Linked DNA regions of Homo sapiens: region 1 is linked to region 2. Evidence: chromatin loops called from intact Hi-C (ENCODE). Cell type or tissue: heart right ventricle. All regions are shown on one strand. Links, peaks and the distances in the headings refer to the core of each region. The heading gives the core; the rest is flanking DNA. Region 1 has its middle 36 kb from the start of LINC02421. Region 2 overlaps DYRK2 (dual specificity tyrosine phosphorylation regulated kinase 2).

The links. Hi-C counts contacts between places; a loop is a spot of excess contacts. Peaks named below come from ENCODE experiments on the same cell type or tissue, not always from the same donor. Only the 100,000 strongest peaks of a DNase experiment are listed, where the experiment ranks them.
Region 1: a loop joins it to region 2, with 2.0 times the contacts of the local background. A loop is called at or near these places in 5 of 110 quality-filtered maps.

What each region holds. Positions count from the first base shown.
Region 1 is chr12:67,759,886-67,770,463 of GRCh38, forward strand. No RefSeq gene overlaps it. Among named protein-coding and RNA genes, the nearest start is that of LINC02421, 36 kb to the left of the region's middle. RefSeq lists an enhancer at 7,148-7,871. In heart right ventricle, for the core only: no CTCF peak of the experiment used is centred there; no DNase peak of the experiment used is centred there; H3K27ac peaks cover 257 bases.
Region 2 is chr12:67,657,501-67,668,078 of GRCh38, forward strand. DYRK2 (dual specificity tyrosine phosphorylation regulated kinase 2) reads left to right here. Exons shown (of 3, transcript NM_006482.3): 3 at 1-7,906. The coding sequence ends at 1,213. Among named protein-coding and RNA genes, the nearest start is that of DYRK2, 14 kb to the left of the region's middle. In heart right ventricle, for the core only: a CTCF peak has its summit at 5,874 (motif pointing left); no DNase peak of the experiment used is centred there; H3K27ac peaks cover 7,232 bases.

The DNA of each region.
Region 1 (10,578 bases), core at 1,368-9,367, 100 kb after region 2:
AAACACTTACTCGGTAAACCCAGATGAACAAATTCTACCCCTATTTGGACATGTTTCTCTCTCCTTGGCATGCCTTAGTCACTTATTTTCACCTACTGGTTTCTTACTTTTCACCTATTTTACATATGCCTACCTTTCTGTAATTGGCAGTGGGCTAAGTCTTCATTTACATAGGTTGAGTCATCACTTCAGCCTCTGATTGGTCCCAGGCCAAGGTCCCAAGCCAAACCTTCGCCTTTGCCTCCAATTGGTTCTTTACACTATGATACCTCTTTCTAAGTGGTGCTTTCTCCAAAACAGCCTGCAGACCAGTCAGCACATTCCTCCCCTTCCCAGTCCATTCATACCCTGGACTCAGCCTCATAGTTGGCAACCCTGTTTTGGGCCCTCTCTCCTTGGTTGGGAGCTTTCTTCTTTTGCTTATTAAACATTCATTCCAACCTCACCCTTTGTGTCCACGCTCCTTAATTTTCTTGGTCACGAGGCAAAGAACCCTGGGATACCTGAAACAACAAGAGACTGCTACATTGTGGTGCATTCGCAAGACTGTAACATTAACACTACTCAGAAAACTTGCTACAACTAACTTCTGCTGTTTTGTTTTATCTTTCTGGGTTCCTAGTAATGTAGATTTTATAATGGATATCTGGAGCTCTGGCCCAGACTTCTGTTATGCCTATAGAAAGATCATGGACCCCTGCTGAAAACAATGAGAAAACGACAAACTCCGAATCTGACCTCTGTACTAATGTCATGTTATTTTCCACATGAAGGCATTGCATTTAAATAAGGTACCAATGGTATACTGTAGCCATTTGCCTTAGATTACAATTGTAGTCTTTTTGTGTGTGTGACAAGTTATCTAGGACTATATGAGTCAGTGTTCTGGCAGAAAAAAACAGTTCAACTCCAGAGGTTTGAGTGAAGCAAATGTAAGAGGGGCTATTGTGAAAGGTGTGAGTAGGGTGAAGGGAGATGGTGAGGCAACCAGAGATTAGCAAGAGCAGAAAACCATTATCACCTGCAGAGCTGAAAGGTAGGGGAATGGTGTTCCCAGAGCCCACTGAGAACTAGAGGCCTGGAGAGAGTGGCCTGAGAAGATGCTGCCTTGTCAGAGCTTAGCAGTGAAAGTAGAGGGCAGAGCAGAGGAAAATACCCATATCTGTCTTTCCTCCCACTCTCTAGTCGCAATTCCAATAGAAAGCCAATGGTCCAGTAGCCTAGACAGTGTGTAGGAGTTAGCCGCCTCTGCGGTACAGAACAGGACAGAAAAAGGCAGAGAAGGGCATCTGAGGAGAGCAAACGCAAATCCAGACCCCAGCAACCACAGGGAACACTCACTTGCTCATTATACACTTTGTCTCTGTGCATATCCATGAGCGCTTCTTCAACCACTGATCCGTCTTTTCTTCTTTCTGTTGTAATAGCCAAATATCGAGCAACGTCACACTTGGTAAATGGTCTCCCTGATCAAAGTGCTAAGGTGACCTAATTAAATCAATGGCTTTTAATTTCATCTGTTTCAGCAATTGGCCTGTGAAGGCCTGATCTGACCATGTGTCCTGCTTATGGTCTCTTCCCTCCCCAAGGGCCTCTTTTGTACTTTAAGATAAAAGATAATTTCAAAGGAGTTTAATTATTTTCTTTCTAAGTAAACTCAAAAGAACTTCCTCTTCTATTCCATTTTTAGGCCCCGTCTATAATTTTCTTATTCCCGCTAATAGTTTCTTTCATAAAGAAATATAGGTCTTGAAAGTCGTTGTAAGGTCATTTTCCTGTAGTAGAGATGGTAAAGATGAAAGCACAGCTGTCTGGGGCCCCTCACAGTCTTATTCTTACTGAGGCTTTCCCAATGACTGCATTTTCTGGCTCTGGCTACAATTATTTCATGAGTTACATTACAAACCATTGCAGTTCCTTTCTTAGCTGAAATAGTTTCCTTGGCCTTTGCTGAGAGTTTCTTTTCTTCCCCCATGAAGAAAGAACAGCTCTTGAGAACTTTGCCAAATGCACACATTCACACAAACCCACCCATTAAATCTGTGTTTAAAACACAAAATTGTTCTGCTGATGTTTGTTGTGAAAAATGGTCATTGTCTACATCTTCACCCACTTTTGAAGAAACTGATCTCTCTGCTGTTTCCTAGAAGAATTCTTTCCTTTGTTGTGCTCTATGTGTGAACAGAGAGAAACAACCTTTAAAGTGATATTGATCCCCTGGCTTTACCAACTCAAAGCCCTACAAAGGGCATGTCAGCTCGTCTTGGAGCTGAATAGCATTACTAATTAAACTCAAGATTTATGCTTCTGTTCATCAGAGAGTACTTCATAAGCACCTCCACCTAACCCGCTCTGTAGCCTGAGACTAAGGAGGGCATGCATGAAAGAAACCTCATGAATATTAAGTGATGCTTTATTGAGACCCTTGAGGCCTTGCCAATGGCATGGGAAGCATGTCATTCTTCATTTGTAGCTCTTGAACATTTAGGTGGTCAATCCTGCAGAGAAAAATATCTACCCACAAAAATATATCTCAGCCCATTCCAAATTAAATATTGTCAGCCCCCTCTCTCTTCACCCCCAAGTCACCAGAAGTTAAGTTAGACTCAGGAAGGTAAGAATTCAGTATAGATGTTTTCACTAAGTGCTAATGAGCTGTGGTATCAGAAGCTGTAAAAAAGCCATCAAGATATTAGCCAAAATCGGAGGGAAGAAAGTTCACCCAAAGCACAGCTGCTGAAATCATTATATTCTTCAGGTACCATTTTACAAACAGTCTATTCCCAGGCCTGATGTCTGAAATAGGGAGTTTGCTTGTCTTTACCAGTTTAGTTTCCTAGGCCTGGAATATGATACCAAGATCAGGGTAACAGGTCTTCCGTATTAGGGCTCTCCAACCCCCCGGGCTACAGACTAATACTGGCCCCTGGCCTGCTAGGAACCGGGTCACCCAACAGGAGGTGAGCAGCAGGCAAGTGAGCATTACCACCTGAGCTCCACCTCTTGTCAGATCAGCAGGGGCATCAGATTCTCAGGAGCACAAACCCTATTGTGAACTGGACATGTGAGGGATCTAGGTCGCGTGCTCCTTATGAGAATCTAATGGCCGGTATGATCTGAGATGGAACAGTTCCATCCTGAAACCATCCCTCCCTCTACCCCCATTTCACCGTCACTTTCCCTCACCCTCCTCAACTATCACACCCTCCCGCACCGCCGCCACCCCCCACCCTGTCTATGGAAAAATTGTCTTCCATGACACCAGTCCCTGGTGCCAAAAAGTTTGGTGACTGCTGTCCTGTATAACCTGGTGGGTCAGTTCATGTACCTAGGTTGGCTGTAGGAGCTATTTACTTTCCTGGATATAATCAGAGAGAAAGACACTTACTAGCTGCTGACCCAGAGGGAGAAGAAAGGAGCATTTCTACCTGGGATTCTGTGATACAGGTTAACTTCTGAAACGACTCAGTTCCTGATGATGCAGAATTTTCAAACTTTAAGAGGCTAAACTTGGAAGAGCCTCTTGAGTGGCTAAGATGATATGCAGGTGCGCCACAGTTTTCTGGGTGTCTACATGGTCATCGCATTGGTGATAAAGCTATGGTTATTAATAATTAGAGCACAATTTAGAAATTGTTGACATTAAACCTGGAATTCAGATCACATTCCTTCTCTGCTAAAATCTCTTCCATGCCTTCCCACTGAAATTAGAATTAAAATGTCAACTTTTTTGTGGCCTTGTCTGGTCTCTCCCTACTGACCAACCTTATCTCTCTCCTCCTTCCCCTTGTTTTGCCAAAGACTCAAGCCCTGCACTGATATTGCTTCTGGTCCTAATCCTAAACTGGCTCTTATGTCAGGACCTTTGTACTTCCAGGCCTGTCTTAACTCAAAATGTACTATTCTCAGAGAGGTCTTTCTCTTCAGACTGTACTTTCTAAAATAATGCCCCTGTGGCAGGTATTCTCTTACTCATCATATCACCCTATTTATTCCCTTCATAGTAATGATGAAAATCAGTATTTATTTTTACTTTTTATTTATCTGTTTCCTCCACTAAGAGCTCCAATGAGTAGGAACTCTTTAGTCATTACATTATCTCTATCAGCTAACAATAAAGAACGACATGGAGCAGAACTCAAAATATAATTGTTGAATGAAGTAAAGAAACCTTATTTGTTAATATTAATTTTTAATATAAACCATTTACAAATATGAACATGCTAGGTTCATGGTCCACATTTTTTAAAGGATCTGGTACTCCTGACATGCAAAGCTCCAAAGCAGTACCAACCTTCGCTATAGATATGTTCCCCAACCCTGTATGGGGTAGGGAAGGCTGGCTAAAGTTCGGTTGTAGCTTTGAGGTTATGATTTAGTGACATTAACTGTAACCACCGAAAGAACTTGAGGGAAGTATCTCTTAACCTCTTTTTAAATTTTTCATTTGAGCTACAAATATGGGTATTGAAAGAAGTTTTGACAAAGCTTTTTTTTTATCTATGCTTTATTGAAAATAAATAGTCTTTTTAAAAATGTTTTATTTTTTAAGAGACAGAGTCTCACACAGTCACCCAGGCTGGAGTGTGATGGTACAAAATCATAGATCACTGCAAACTTGAACTCCTGGACTCAAGGGATCCTCCTGCCTAGGTCTCCCAAAGTGCTAGGATTACAGGAGTAAGCCACCACGTCCAGCCTGAAGTAATGCTGTTAACTGCCTCTTGGTGTTTGTTTTCTGCCAATTGCATGCCATTTTTTCCTTTTGTAATAGTGTCTATTAGATAGTACAAGACGAGATCTATTAATTTCTATGCTTTTCTTCCTTCCTCATATTTCCTGATACTCTTTGTAGTTGCTAGAGGCTTCCACATTGATACAAGAAGAATTGGGATTGCTGTATCTAAAACTATAAGGGAAATAAATGGCTAATTACAGGTTTGTTTCTTTATTTACTTGTAGGGTCCATTCGGATTAAAAGTAAAGGCTTTGAGAGGAACTAAGTGTCCCACTTGTGAATTTATGCAACAACAAAGGTGAAGAAGAAAACCGTGTGTGTTATGGGGGAGGGGGGAAGTAGGGTAGAAGATCTTGCCCACCCTACCTCTTGGAAAACAGAAAGACTTAGGTGGGAGGTGCCCTTGAAGGGCCAGATCTGGGTTACTAGGAGGGGAGAAAAGAATGCAGAGGTGACAGAGCATGGCCAGTGGCCAAGAGCCACATGGAAGCCAAGCCAAAGCTGCAGGTGGCCGTCTTTCTTTCTTTTTTCATTACCCAAGCAAAGAGACTTTGAGGCAGTTCTCACCTGTGCCAGGACGGAGGCTTTCTTCCACAGCTGCCTGGGGTTCAGCCCTCAGCAGAAGAACACCTGTCTGCAACCTGAGACTCCGCAGAGCTCCCATCTACCTGTCCCGCTCAAAAACCACCCTGGTTTTTGAGTGGGACAAAAGGTGGGGTCCTTGGCCACCCAAGAGAGGCAGTAGTAAGTGGAACAGACACAAACCTGGGCGGGGCTGGATAGCAGAGAAATTCACTGCATGTGCCCAACCATTTTTCATTAGGAATAGGATGATATCCAGCAGTTTAGGTCATGCTTTTTGTTACAAATAAGCCCTACCACTGCCACTTCTAATTTAGAATTACCTCTAATGTGCTTCTTGGGATTCTGGCCTTGATAAAAATGTAGAAAACCATTTTTCTAACACAGGACTTCAGAAGGCAAATAATCACAGCCTTGTTGGCCTGCAGTGAGGAGTGGGACCAGACCCACCTTCAAGAGCACCCACATTTGAACCCTTGAGGGAATAAATACTTGATGCTCTTTACAAAAATCCTTACCCTTTCCATCTTCCATTCATATAACCCCTCTACCAAATTATGGACACCCGTGAAACGCTGAGAAGCAGCAGCAAAAATCTGTGCACTGAGCAACAGTATCTTGAAACTTAACTTCATTTTATTATACATCACTCTGTCTCAGAAAGGAACTCACCAGTTCTAACAGTCCTCTTATTGGGAAGCCGGCACAGAGATTTCTCTTTTCTCCAGAGGAAGGAAGAGGATTTTAGTATTTCACTCTAACACTTGAGTGAGTTATTAGGGAAATTCATTGCCTAACTGCTGGCTGCTGCTTCCTTATTATTTCTTCCAGAACCTTTAGCCTCTGATCAGCACTCTGAAATATAGACTGGTCCTGAAACTGCCTTTGCAAAAATTATAACTGAGACAATAATTACAGTGACAAAGATCTGACCTAACCGACTCCATCTTGCTTCTAACCTCTGAGCTGTCCTTGTTCATACCTGGGTGTAGGCTGAACTAACTTTGGGAGTAGCTTAGTTTATAGTTTAGCGTGGAAACAAAGACAATCACAACCCTTTCTCAAAACAAACCCCCTTCCTGCCTGGGGACTAGACTGCCTTTTTAGGACTAACAAATTAGCTACAAGATTAGAAATTATGATTTAGGAGTCATGTAGCTGGAGGCTGCAAGATTCTCAACCTCCCAAATTGCTCCTAGGGATAGCATCACTATTGTAAAACCTAAGAACAGTGCTTGAGATATTTTGCAGAACCTGCACTCGATGGATCAGCTGGCACCACCTAGATCTATAAACTAGCTCATCTGGTCTTGTGGACTCCAACCAGGAACTGACTCAGAGCAAGAGGACAGCTTCGACTTCCTATGATTTCATCTCTGACCTGATGAATCAGCAATCCCCACTTTCTGACCCCCTACCTACTAAATTATCCTGATTTGAGGAATGATAAAACTCCTGTCTCCCATACAGCTGGCTCTGCATGAATTAAAGTCTTTCTCTGTTGCAATTCCCCTATCTTGATAAATCAGCTCCATCTAGGCAGCAGGCAAGGTTACCCCGTTGGGAGTTTACAGTCCCTGTCCTTGGGGTGGTGGGGTTGTCATGCGCGTCCGTGTGAAGAGACCACCAAACAGGCTTTGTGTGAGCAACATGGCTGTTTATTTCACCTGGGTGCAGGCGGGCTGAGTCTGAAAAAAGAGTCAGAGAAGGGAGATAAGGGTGGGGCTGTTTTATAGGATTTGGGTAGGTAAAGGAAAATTACAGTCAAAGGGGGTTTGTTCTCTGGCGGGCAGGAGTGGGGGTCGCAAGGTGCCCAGTGGGGGTGCTTTTTGAGCCAGGATGAGCCAGGAAAAGGACTTTCACAAGGTAATGTCATCAGTTAAGGCAAGGACCGGCCATTTACACTTCTTTTTTGGTGGAATGTCATCAGTTAAGGCGGGGCAGGGCATATTCACTTCTTTTGTGATTCTTCAGTTACTTCAGGCCATCTGGGCATATATGTGCAAGTCACAGGGGATGCGATGGCTTGGCTTGGGCTCAGAGGCCTGACATTCCTGCCTTCTTATATTAATAAGAAAAATAAAACAAAATAATGGTAAAGTGTTGGGAAAATTTTGGGGGATGGTATGGAGAGAGAATGGGCGATGTTTCTCAGGGCTGCTTCAAGCGGGATTAGGGGCGGTGTGGGAACCTAGAGTGGGAGAGATTAAGCTGGAGGCAGGTCTTGTGGTAAGGGGTGATATTGTGGGGATGTTAGAAGAAACATTTGTCGTATAGAATGATTGGTGATGGCCTGGATACGGTTTTGTATGAATTGTAAAAACTAAATGGAATAACAGAAGGAGAAAAACAGGTATAAAAGGTCTAAGAATTGGGACGACTCAGGATGTCTGATTAGAGAGTGCTTAAGGAGATTCGGCATAGTCCTGCCAGCAAAGATTATTTATTTACTTCAAGAGTTAAGAGTGGCAGTTTGGGGATAGCACCAGGAGATATCAGCTGTGATGGCTTGGAAAAACAGTGTAAACCGGCAGTGTAAACAAGAGCAGGGCATGTATGAGTAGTTGAGAACGGTGAATAGGAGTATGACTAGACAGAAAATAGTAGGGATGACAAGTTTTTTTTGGTGGGGGGCACAGTCTAAGTTGGTCGTCTGGTGTCTGGAATGAGACTGGGGCCTAATAAAAAGGAGCGTCTATACAGGAGCTTAAATGGGCTGTATTCTGAGAAGGGAAACTGGTAAAACTATTGTCCAGTCCTTTTTAAATTGGTGGCTGAGCTTGGTGAGGTGTGTTTTTAAAAGACCTTTAGTCCATTCTACTTTTCTTGAAGACGGAGGACCATAAGGGATATAAAGGTTTCACTGAATACTAAGAGCCTGAAAAACTGCTTGGCTGATTTGACTAATAAAGGCTCGTCTGTTATCAGACTATATTGAGGTGGGAAGGCTAAATTGAGGAATTATGTCTGACAGAAGGGAAGAAATGACTGCGGTGGCCTTCTCAGACCCTGTAGGAAAGGCCTTTACTTATTCAGTGAAAGTGTCTATTTAGATTAAGAGGTATTTTAGTTTCCTGACTCGGGCATGTTGTTGAGAGGTTCTAAGAGGTGGGCTAGTGGCTTGTACTATAGCATAACCTGCCTTTGCTGGTGTGTGGCGATTAGGCCTGGTGGAACCGCCATCAATAAATCAAGTGTGATCTGGGTGAGGAACAGGAAAGAAGGAAATTTGGGGAAATGGGGTGAATGTCAGGTGGATCAGAGACATACAGTCATGGGGGTCAGGTGTGGTATCAGGAATAATATGGGAGGCTGGATTGATTGAAGTCCGGGCCAGGAACAATGGTAATTGTGGGAGACTCAACAAAGAGTGAGTATAGCTGAAGGAGCCAGGAAGCAGAAAGTATATGCGTCAGGTGTGAGGAAGAAAACAGATTTTGGAAGTTATGAGAACTGTAAAGAGTGAGTTGAGCATAGTTTGTGATTTTGAGGGCCTCTAAAAGTATTAAAGCAGCAGCAGCCACTGCACGCAAACATGAGAGCTAGGCTAAAACAGTAAGGTCAAGTTGTTTGGACAGAAAGGCTACAGGGTGTGGTCCTGGCTCTTGTGTAAGAATTCTGACCGCGCTAACCATGCCTAGGAAGGAAAGGAGTTGTTGTTTTGTAGAAGGTGCTGGGGTTTGAGAGATCAGTCGGACACGATTGGCAGGGAGAGCACGTGTGTTTTTATGAGAATTATGCCGAGATAGGTAACAGATGAGGAAGAAATTTGGGCTTGATTGAAGTAATGGGGGCTGCCTGTGAAGCTTTGTGGCAGTACAGCCTAGGTAATTTGCTGAGCTTGATGGGTGTCAGGGTCAGTCCAAGTGAAAGCGAAGAGAGGCTGGGATTAAGGGTGCAAAGGAATAGTAAAGAAAGCATGTTTCAGATCTAGAACAGAATAATGGGTTGTAGAGGCAGGTATTGAGGATAGGAGAGTATATGGGTTTGGCACCACGGGGTGGATAGGCAAAACAATTTGGTTGATAAGGCAGAGATCCTGAACTAACTTGTAAGGCTTGTCTGGTTTTAGGACAGGTAAAATGGGGGAATTGTAAGGAGAGTTTATAGGCTTTAAAAGGCCATGCTGTAGCAGGCGAGTGATAACAGACTTTAATCTTTTTAAAGCGTGCTGCGGGATGGGATATTGGCGTTGAGTGGGGTAAGGGTGATTAGGTTTTAATGAGATGGTAAGGGGTGCATGATCGGTCACCAAGGAGGGAGTAGAGGTATCTTATACTTGTGGGTTAAGGTCGGGGGATACAAGAGGAGGACACAAAGGAGGCTTTGGATTGGGAAGAAGGGCGGCAATGAGATATAGCTGTGGTCCAGGAATAGTCAGGAAAGCAGATAATTTAGTTAAAGTGTCTCAGCCTAATAAGGGAACTGGGCAGGTGGGGATAACTAAAAAGGAGTGCTTAAAAGAGTATTGTCTAAGTTGGCACCAGAGTTGGGGAGCTTTAAGAGGTTTAGAAGCCTGGCCGTCAATACCCACAACAGTTATGGAGGCAAGGGAAACAGGCCCTTGAAAAGAAGGTAATGTGGAGTGGGTAGCCTCCGTATTGATTAAGAAGGGGACGGGCTTACCTTCCACTGTGAGAGTTACCCGAAGCTCGGCGTCCGTGATGGTCCAGGGGGCTTCCGAGGCGATCGGGCAGTGTCAGTCTTCAGCCGCTAAGCCGAGAAGATCTGGGAAGGAGTCAGTCAGAGAGCCTTGGGCCAGAGTTCCAGGGGCTCTGGGAGTGGCTGCCAGGTGAGTTGAACAGTCTGATTTTCATGGGGTCCTACACAGATGGGACACGGCTTAGGAGGAATGCCAGGCTGCGGGCATTCCTTGGCCCAGTGGCCAGATTTCTGGCACGTGTAGCAAGCTCCTGTGGGAGGAGGTTCTGGAGGAACGCCTGGCCGCTGCGGTTCGGGCATTTGGAAGTTCTTGTGTGCTGGAGATGTGGCTGGGGTTTGTCTCACAGTGGAGGCAAGGAATTGCAACTTTTTTCTGTTATTGTACACCTTGAAGGCGAGGTTAATTAAGTCCTGTTGTGGGGTTTGAGGGCCAGATTCCAATTTTTGGAGTTTTATTTAATGTCGGGAGCAGATTGGGTAATAAAATGTATATTGAGAATAAGATGGCGTTTTGACCTTTTAGGGTCTAGGGCTGTAAAGCGTCTCAGGGTTGCTGCCAAACGAGCCATGAACTGGGCCGGGTTTTTATATTTGAT
Region 2 (10,578 bases), core at 985-8,984:
CAACAATGGTGGCTATGATGATGACCAGGGATCATATGTGCAGGTGCCCCACGATCACGTGGCTTACAGGTATGAGGTCCTCAAGGTCATTGGGAAGGGGAGCTTTGGGCAGGTGGTCAAGGCCTACGATCACAAAGTCCACCAGCACGTGGCCCTAAAGATGGTGCGGAATGAGAAGCGCTTCCACCGGCAAGCAGCGGAGGAGATCCGAATCCTGGAACACCTGCGGAAGCAGGACAAGGATAACACAATGAATGTCATCCATATGCTGGAGAATTTCACCTTCCGCAACCACATCTGCATGACGTTTGAGCTGCTGAGCATGAACCTCTATGAGCTCATCAAGAAGAATAAATTCCAGGGCTTCAGTCTGCCTTTGGTTCGCAAGTTTGCCCACTCGATTCTGCAGTGCTTGGATGCTTTGCACAAAAACAGAATAATTCACTGTGACCTTAAGCCCGAGAACATTTTGTTAAAGCAGCAGGGTAGAAGCGGTATTAAAGTAATTGATTTTGGCTCCAGTTGTTACGAGCATCAGCGTGTCTACACGTACATCCAGTCGCGTTTTTACCGGGCTCCAGAAGTGATCCTTGGGGCCAGGTATGGCATGCCCATTGATATGTGGAGCCTGGGCTGCATTTTAGCAGAGCTCCTGACGGGTTACCCCCTCTTGCCTGGGGAAGATGAAGGGGACCAGCTGGCCTGTATGATTGAACTGTTGGGCATGCCCTCACAGAAACTGCTGGATGCATCCAAACGAGCCAAAAATTTTGTGAGCTCCAAGGGTTATCCCCGTTACTGCACTGTCACGACTCTCTCAGATGGCTCTGTGGTCCTAAACGGAGGCCGTTCCCGGAGGGGGAAACTGAGGGGCCCACCGGAGAGCAGAGAGTGGGGGAACGCGCTGAAGGGGTGTGATGATCCCCTTTTCCTTGACTTCTTAAAACAGTGTTTAGAGTGGGATCCTGCAGTGCGCATGACCCCAGGCCAGGCTTTGCGGCACCCCTGGCTGAGGAGGCGGTTGCCAAAGCCTCCCACCGGGGAGAAAACGTCAGTGAAAAGGATAACTGAGAGCACCGGTGCTATCACATCTATATCCAAGTTACCTCCACCTTCTAGCTCAGCTTCCAAACTGAGGACTAATTTGGCGCAGATGACAGATGCCAATGGGAATATTCAGCAGAGGACAGTGTTGCCAAAACTTGTTAGCTGAGCTCACGTCCCCTGATGCTGGTAACCTGAAAGATACGACATTGCTGAGCCTTACTGGGTTGAAAAGGAGTAGCTCAGACCTGTTTTTATTTGCTCAATAACTCTACTCATTTGTATCTTTTCAGCACTTAATTTTAATGTAAGAAAGTTGTTCATTTTGTTTTTATAAAATACATGAGGACAATGCTTTAAGTTTTTATACTTTCAGAAACTTTTTGTGTTCTAAAAGTACAATGAGCCTTACTGTATTTAGTGTGGCAGAATAATAACATCAGTGGCAGGCCACTGATTACTTCATGACTGCCACGCATTTACAGATTGGTGTCAAAGACATTCACTATGTTTTTATGGTTCATGTTATATCCTCCCCAGGGTGACAGCCCCTTAAGGCCCTCCTTTTCCCTCCATGCTCCAGGTCCATGCACAGGTGTAGCATGTCCTGCTTCCGTTTTTCATAAATTAATCTGGGTGTTGGGGGTAGTGGGAGGAGAACGGTCAGAATCAAAGTGACATTCTAAGAAAAACTGTACCTTAGAGATTTTCCTCTAGTGCTCAAACAAATACAAAATAAGATCCCCAAGGTTTAAACTGCCCAGTTAGCATTCTGACATTCTAAAAGCCGGCAAAGCAGCTTTTAGTGGATAAATGGGAATGGAAACGTGTGTGTTCCTCCAAATTTTCTAGTATGATCGGTGAGCTGTTTTGTAAAGAAGCCTCATATTACAGAGTTGCTTTTGCACCTAAATTTAGAATTGTATTCCATGAACTGTTCCTCCCTTTTCTCTGCTTTTCTCCTCTCTGTTCCTCTTTTAATACCACACGTCTGTTGCTTGCATTTAGTTTGTCTTCTTCCTTCAGCTGTGTATCCCAGACTGTTAATACAGAAAAGAGACATTTCAGCTGTGATTATGACCATTGTTTCATATTCCAATTAAAAAAAGAACAGCAGCCTAGCTACTTAAGGTGGGGATTTCCATAGTTCCAAAGAAGATTTAGCAGATTAGAGTGAGTTCACACTTTTCAGGTGCCACTGTAAGGTTCTCTCAGCCTGGGAAACTATCAACTCTTTCTTTAAAAAGAAAGAGGGTTGAAAATCCTCTGGACGAACAGAAGTCACTTTGGCTGTTCAGTAAGGCCAATGTTAACAACACGTTTAGAGGAGGAAAAGTTCAACCTCAAGTTAAATGGTTTGACTTATTCTTCGTATCATTAGAAGAACCCCAGAGATAGCATTCCTCTATTTTATTTTACTTTCTTTTGGATTGCACTGATTGTTTTTGTGGGAATGACACTTTATCTGGCAAAGTAACTGAGAGTTTGGTAAAAGAATATTTTCTTCTCTGAATAATAATTATTTTCACAGTGAAAATTTCAGTATTTTATCACTAATGTATGAGCAATGATCTATATCAATTTCAAGGCACGTGAAAAAAATTTTTTAGTATGTGCAATTTAATATAGAAAGATTTCTGCCTGTTTGGACAATAGGTTTTGGGTAGTACAGATTAGGATAAGTAAGCTTATATATGCACAGAGATTATTGTATTACCTGTAAATTGATTTACAAGTACTTAAAAGCGTGGTCCCCAGTGAGGCCAAGAAAGTTTCCGGTTAAGTTCTTTAATAATAATCCTACAGTTTATCTTAAGAAAAAAAAAAAGGTTTGAAAAAAACACTTTAATTTAGGCTTCGTTGGTTGATGGTGGAAAAAAATGCTCAGGAAATATTTCAGATATTTGCCAAAAAACCAGTAATAAGGTTACCTTATTAAAATAGTGATATTTGCTTTACTATTTAAGGTGTCACTGATAAATTAATTTGTACTTCTGTGTTTAGAAATTATAGCTTCTTTTCCCTTAGTCAAATTTTTTAGCATATTATACACATTTCTGTGTAATCTGTGGAAGTGCAATAATATGTTAGTAAGTTACATTTTAAATAATGCTCATGTGACAATACTCCCAATCAATGGCTTATAGAATTTAAAGATCTGTATATTAGATTTTGGCTTAAAGGCATGAGAAGTATAAGACTTGGTTTGGTGGCTTTGTAAGACCACCAGCCTCTTAATGATGGTTAGCTTCTTTAGGTCATTAAATCAATAAAAACATATAATGCTGTTTTGCTCTTCTAATGCTCCTCTTCCATTTCCAGTTATCTTCACATTTACATTTAAATATACAAACCTGAGCCTGCCATTATTAATTTCCCTATAAAATGACGATACATGTGAACATTTATAAATGGACTAATACTGCTTGTCTTTCCCCCACCGCACAAAACTGGTTCTTAAGATGCCAGCAATGAATTTGAGACTATCTTTATTTATAAATGGAAACCGGAAACTTTTATACCAAACTATAATAATGTGCAGCACTGTAGGGCTTTTTTTTTTTTCCCTCCAAATACAGTGAAATTTTTTTATTCACAAGAGCTGCCACATCTCAGCATTTAGTAATAGAGCTGCTTTAATAAAATTCTAGTTTGATTGTCATGTCAAAAAAAGAAAAATGTTGCATCTTTGTGATTTTAAAACATAAATTAATGAAGGCTCTGATAGGCTATTAGGAGTTGGCTTGGAAACAGTTTTTGGTCTCACAGGTTACCATTGTTTGGGGATGTCTGAGCTGTTTTCAGATCTAGGAATAGCACAGTGTTGTCTTGTCTTTGGCAGTCTCATTTGGCTCTGTTTCTTGCACCACCAGCGTGTTCATTACCACTTAAATATATTGCTACAGCAGTGGAACAACAGAGTGGTGCAAGACACTGTAGATTAACGGTAGAGGAGAAATTGTGCCCTTAGTGTTAACAATGTGCCTTTTGTTCTGAATGCCATGTTGTAGGGCATGCATTTTTTGGCCTCTTTAACTCTTCGAATTCTAGTCAGTAAGAATGGAACCCATCTCTGCAAAGATACATCTGTCTTAAATATCTAGTTACAGGCCTTAATAGAAACCATAAGGCATGACTCATCTTCAGGCACTGAAAAAAGATAACCATCAGGTAGTGTTACACAAGGACTTCCTATATTTAAGGGGTTAAAGATGGTCTTTGTTGTATCTTAACATCAGACTGATTTTTACATTTTTTTTTTGTTATGCTAACACTAGACAAAAATCAACTGTATTTGTAAAAATTTACCTCAAACCATTTAATTTTATAGTGTGATTAATCCCAGGGCATTTGGTATGAACCAAAGTGCATTCCTTTTATATGTGCCTGGCTCTAGTAAGGATGGCCAGGGATTTTTACAATTTGGGTGCAAGGCACTTAAGCCACTTTTAAACTTAATGGGTGGTTTGGGGTCGTGTTAAATGACTCCATCAGAATGTTAGAAAACACTTTAGGCATCAGTAGCATTGGGCCATATTGGAATCCTAAAGTGTGAATTATTTTAAGGAGAGCATTCATTTTTGTAATTTTTTTCATCAAAAATATTTCTGGTAAGCAGAAGACTTTTTAAAAAAACTGATCTGGTCTCGGTAAAGGTTTTAATATTGCCCAACATAATGCTGTAATAGCATTAAAAAAAGTATTTGTGAACTCTGTTTCTTAGGGGCTTGTACATCTCTCTGCTATGGACATACATAAAATTAATTGTAATTATACTCAGCTCAACTGCTACAGTTCTGTCTAGGCAGTGGCTTGGGTTTTTATCGAGCAACAACTTAGACACGTGACTGTAATATGCTGCAACTGTGTGTACTGAAAATATGTGAAAATGGTTGAATGTGGACTGTGTATATATGTATGTAAAAATTTCTGTGAGATGCTGCTGTCGCCACTTAACATTAAATATGTTCTAGTGGATTTTAATCCTAGTGGCCAGTTCTATGATACTGTATGTATTATACAGCTGATGACAGGAGTAAGACTGTTTAGTGAATATCTGTTAAATTTTATTGTTGTGGCCAGAGATAATTTCAGAATAAAATTTTAATGTCCTACCTTACTTCTCTCCCCTTTCTAACTATAATTTAACTCCTGATCTATTTCTGGTATTATCCTTTGTCAATTAGCCTGGAGAGGGTTTAGAATGCAAAATGGATAGCTCTATATCAGGGTCTTGAGAAGTTAAAATAATTCATTCTACTAGTTTGTTCATAGCAATACTTTATTAGTTCAATATAAGTATGCAGATTCCAAGTGGAAAAACAAAGGTTTTAGTAAGTAGTTCTTGCTTTTCCCAGGATATTCTATTCCTTCACCTGTCAGATTTTTATGTTAACTTTTTTATATATAGCCTCTGCTGTGTTCTTTATTATGCTAGAGCTTCATATCTTCTTTTATTTTAACCTTCACAATGATAGTTAAGCTGGGGGAGCAGAACCTGTCAATTATTCCCCACCAGTCTTCATTCTTTTCTCTGCACAAGTTCTGGTAAATTATTCTAATGTGCTCTAACCAGTTCCACCCAATGTTTTTTAATGCTTATGAGTTTGCAGTTTTTGTACTTGGTGGTCTCTGTGGTTCACATTTTTTTGTGTTGTAGTGTCTCCTGCCTCGGTTGGCTCAGAAAATAAGGCCTAGGAACTGCAATTAGCTCATGATTTGTCAAGTTCAGTTAGTACCAAGCTAAGAGTTTACTTACAGATGACAGCAAGCAGATGCTCTAGTAATTCGTCAGACATTGCAGGGATATTGTGTAGTCAGATATTACCCTCTTGTGGAAAGAACTACCTCACATCATTATTTATTTCCCTTCTGTTACCAACAGCCAAGGAATTACTTAGTGTGGCTCCCTGCATCAATACTGGGATATGCTTAAACAAGGGAATGCCATAAGAGTTCCCAATTGCCTCGTCATAGCCTGGGCCATAGATTTTTGTTACTGCTAATCTTGCTTCTTAAAGTTCACACCCAGTGCAAAAAACCCAATCAGCAAACTAACCCCAAAATCCAATATATTTAGAAATGTAAGTGTTAAGAGATGTGCATTATGTACAAAATTGAAAATTGGTGCTAAAGTGGCAATGTCAATTTAAAATTTCTTGTCCAGATCTGACTGACTGACTCAGGAGATTATAGTTCCTACTCATTCTCTTTCCTTTTATCAGATCTTTCAAAAGCGCTTTTTAAAATTGATCAATGTGCAATTCTGTTTGAGTCTCTACAGTCCTATCCCTTTTGGAATGAACAGCTACACAAATAAATATTCTTGGAACTTCGAAGTTGTCTTCAAACTAGCTCTAGAAAATGTCCCTAGTTGACATTAGTGTTGGTCTGTTAGAAGGGGAAATTGATTTGACTGCTTCATGTTTTGAAAAGAGCATTAAGAGGGATTTGAGGAAGGTATATGTGGCTTTCTTTTTTTTTCTTAAGTTTGAATTACACTTGATTTCCTTTGGGTTATTAGGCAGATAAACCCTTGTCATTAGTAATACTTAGCACTGTCCAAAATGAAAAATGACTGCCAGTGTGTTGCACATACATAAGAAAATTACATCTTACTGCGAAGTCTTTGGTTTGTTTCCTTATTTGGTTTGACTTTGACTTACTATTTTGCTATGGTCATATCCTTAATATCTGCGGTACATTTCATATATATATATGGGGTGGGAGCATAATTGCCATTCCCATGTGTCTCAAGGAAGCTTAATGAGGAAACTAATGAGTTAATATTAACTCTTCTGAAGAAAGCTGACATTTTAGGAGTATTAAGTCATCTGTCGTTAAGGAGCAGCAAGAATATATTATGATTGTATCACATGTTCCAGAAGAGCATTACCCCTTACATAGAAAGCTCCTTGGAGATTTCATGATGTTGGATGAACATCAGTTTATCCTTATACATCCCTATGAGCTATAATTATCCTCATTTGATACTTGAGGAAACTGAAGTGACTTGCTCCAAAGTTGACTACAAAAACATTGCAGTTTGAGGCTTAGGTTGTAATCAGGTAATTTTGGTCTTGGACAGTAAGGGAAAATCCATAATACATAAAACACAAAAGTTTAGAAAGGGGGGGAAGTTGAGCTAGCAATGGGCATTTCTATTATTTAAGTTACATATCAGTTTCCAGGAATATTTTTCAAATGGGACAAACTAAAAAGTTGAGGACTAGAGCATCGTAGTGTCTAAGTGCACCTAATAACTTAATGCATGTGCACACACCCTCAGTTAATTTGTAAGAGAGTGACTTCTCATTGTTATTTGTGGAGAGGCTAATTATAGTAGCTTCATTCTTTATTTTCTGTGTTCTTAAATTTTTTTTTACATTTGAAAGTATGAAAATACTATTTTTGACACTTTACTGATACTCAGGGATTAAAAGTTAAATTTTACTGACTGTAGCAGCAGGTAAATCTCTTAAATTTACTCAGGTTTCCTATCCTTTGCCTCCATATTTAAGAAAATATAGAATGCCTGCCAGGGAAATATATAAAAATAAAAATTTCAAATACAATTTTAAAATACCAATTTGTAAATAAACCAATTTTACAAACTAAAATATTGTGTCTTTCCTTGCTTTTTATCCCAATTTATCTCCCCTCCTAAGTTTGAGGAGTTTTATATATTAAGGCTATTTCTTCATTTGTAAAAATGAAGTATGCTATTTGCAAAGCAAAAGCCCATGAAAAGCCCCAAATCATTTAAGTAAAGCTTACTGAATTGTTTTCAATTGTTTTGGGAGAAATGTAACTAATTATAAGCAATTTATGTGGACCAGCAGCAAATAAATGTATGAGTACATTTGGGCGAATTTGTCATCTTTTTATCTGAAGAGGAATACCCTACTTAATTTCCCTTGTCTGTAAAATTGAGTTTATCAGAATTTTGGCTAGGGTAGCTTTAAATATATATATAGAAAATGCAGATGGCATTTATTTGTCAAATATTTATTAAATAAGCCTCCTACAGCCCAGAATCTTGTAGGCACTAGGGATATATAATGCTGAACAAAACACACAGTGCCTTTTTCAGGGAGTTTTTAGACTGGTTGGGAAGGCAGACATTACATGGGTAATTATATGAACAAATACATATTTTATACAACAAATACTTTGCATAGTTGCAAAGTAGTAAGTGCTGTGAAGAAAAAGCATGTTGTGCTGAGTGTGTGTGCAATGTTGTATGGATCAAAGATGGCTTCCCCAGGAAACAAATAGCTTTTGAGCTGAGGAACAAAGAGCATGAATAGAGACCCTGTAGCTAGCTAGAGGAAATAAGGTGAACAACTGAAGGCAGGGCCACTTGGCCAGAGCCCAGAGAATGAGAGAATTTGGTGTGAAACGAAAGTGATGAGGTGAACCAGAACATGCCAAGCCCTGTAGGTGCTATTAAGGATTTTGGTCCTTACCCTATAAGTAAGGAAGCCACCAAGAGATTTTTGAGGAGGAAATGCCATGAGCAGATTGGCTCTTCCTGGCTGTCTTTATAGGAAAGTACTGAGAAGGGTAAGAGTAGATGAAGGAAGCCCAACTGGAAGTGTTTGCAAGATATGGCAGACTGGCCCACAGGATGGGGATGGACATTTAAAGAAAATGGATTTGAGGGCTCATAAGGATACAGAAAAACAGATGCTCTCTGATTTACAATAGGTCAACTTAAAATGTTTTGAGTTTGTGATGGGTTTATCTGGTATTGAATGCACTTTCAGTTTACAACATTTTCAACTTCGGATGGGTTTATCAGGAAGTAGCCCTTTCATAAGTCCAGGCCCATCTGCATTAAGGTAGAAATAACAGTGATGTCTCTTTGTGTCTGAAAAGTTGTTGTTGCTATTTGTGTCTGGTTTGCTACATTGCATCAAAAGGAATCACAGTATCTTACTTGTTTAAGAAAAGAAAGGGTTGCAAATTAATGCCTTTGGTTACAAAGTATGAAGCACTGGTATACTATCTTTTGCTGAAGATTTGAAGCCTTTGAGTAGAATCTTGTTTATTCATTCATTCAAATTCTTTTCAGGAAATTTTAAATTTTAAAAAGATTATAAAAATGGGGTGGGGGGATTTTACATATTAAGTTTTTATATTAAGACTAAAATGAATGAAGGGAAGAAGGGAGGGAGGGGGAGAGGGAGGCAACTAGATTCGTGAGAAAGAAAAACAGACTAGGAGGTCAGCAAAGGCTGCTGTGGCCTAGTGGCTGAATGTGGTGTTCTGAAGGAGGAAGGAGCTCAAGAGCAAGCAAGGCAAACTCCCTCTCCCCCTCCCTGCCTTTCTTCTTCCCTTCCTTTCATAGAAATTAAACTTTTACTCTCTAAGATGGTATATTTGGATTTGGCATATTTGAGTTTACCAAAACAAAAAAAAAATTATAAAAAGTGAAAGAGGAGGAGAAGGAGGAGATCAATCCCTGCCTTTGAGGACATTATGTTTAATTAGGAAGACAAGATTGGACAGAAAATATTAAGTTTAGAACATTGAAAGATGAAATTCAGAATAAGTGCAGGTCATTTGTGTTGCTCTTGGATAATAATAGCTTTCAGAAGGTGGGTCTCCAGCCAGGACTTGATGGAATTCAGATTGAGAGAGAGAAAAAGGATATTCTAGGAGAAGCAAATTGCTTTAACTGAGGGATGTCATGAATCATTCATTCGTATGTCATCCAGTATTTACTGAGCACCTACGTGTATAATTTTTGGCATAATGCAAAGGATGGGCAAAGAGACTGGGTTTGTGGCAGTGTGAAGAAGGGAGAATAATTTCTTCGGAAGGTAGGCCTTGTCCTGTGGTTTTTCTCAAATGTGCCATGTTGTTGTAGCCACAACACATGTGCTGTCTCTGTCTAGAGTGCATTTGCCAATCTCTGCCTCATCCTGTGAGATTCAGCCCAGACCAGATGTCACTGCCCCTACAAAGTCCTCTTTAAGCTGAGGTTGAGCAAGATCACCCTTACCAAAAGGTAACACTGGCAATCTCTCTGCTAACTGCAAGGTGAGTAGAACTGAGTTGAGAAGGCAGCAGAATCCTCTCCCCTGTTTCCCTCCATCCTTCCCATTGGGCACACACTGGCAAAAAAAAAAAAAAGAAAAGAAAAACAAAAAGCAAGTGATGTATGAAGATACCATGTTAGTAAGGGAGGTACTTGTTAACCAGACAATCATAAAATGTTTATAGTTTGTAAGCAGTGCCCAGCATGAGAAGAAGCAGCTAGATTCGTGAGAAAGAATAACAGACTGGGAAGTCAGCAAAGGCCGCTCTGGCATAGTGGCGTGGATGTGGTGTTCTGAAGGAGGAAGGAGCTGAAGAGCAGGCCAGAGCACGGGGTGGAGGCTTGCCAAGTCTGGAGTTTGGTGAGCCAGGGGAAAGCTCGTGCAGGATAAGGAGGGACAGAAATGCAATGCCGGACCTTGGAGAAGGCCACACAGACCATTTGGAGGAGCTGGGAATTTATTCTGATTACACCAGGAAGCCATTGAT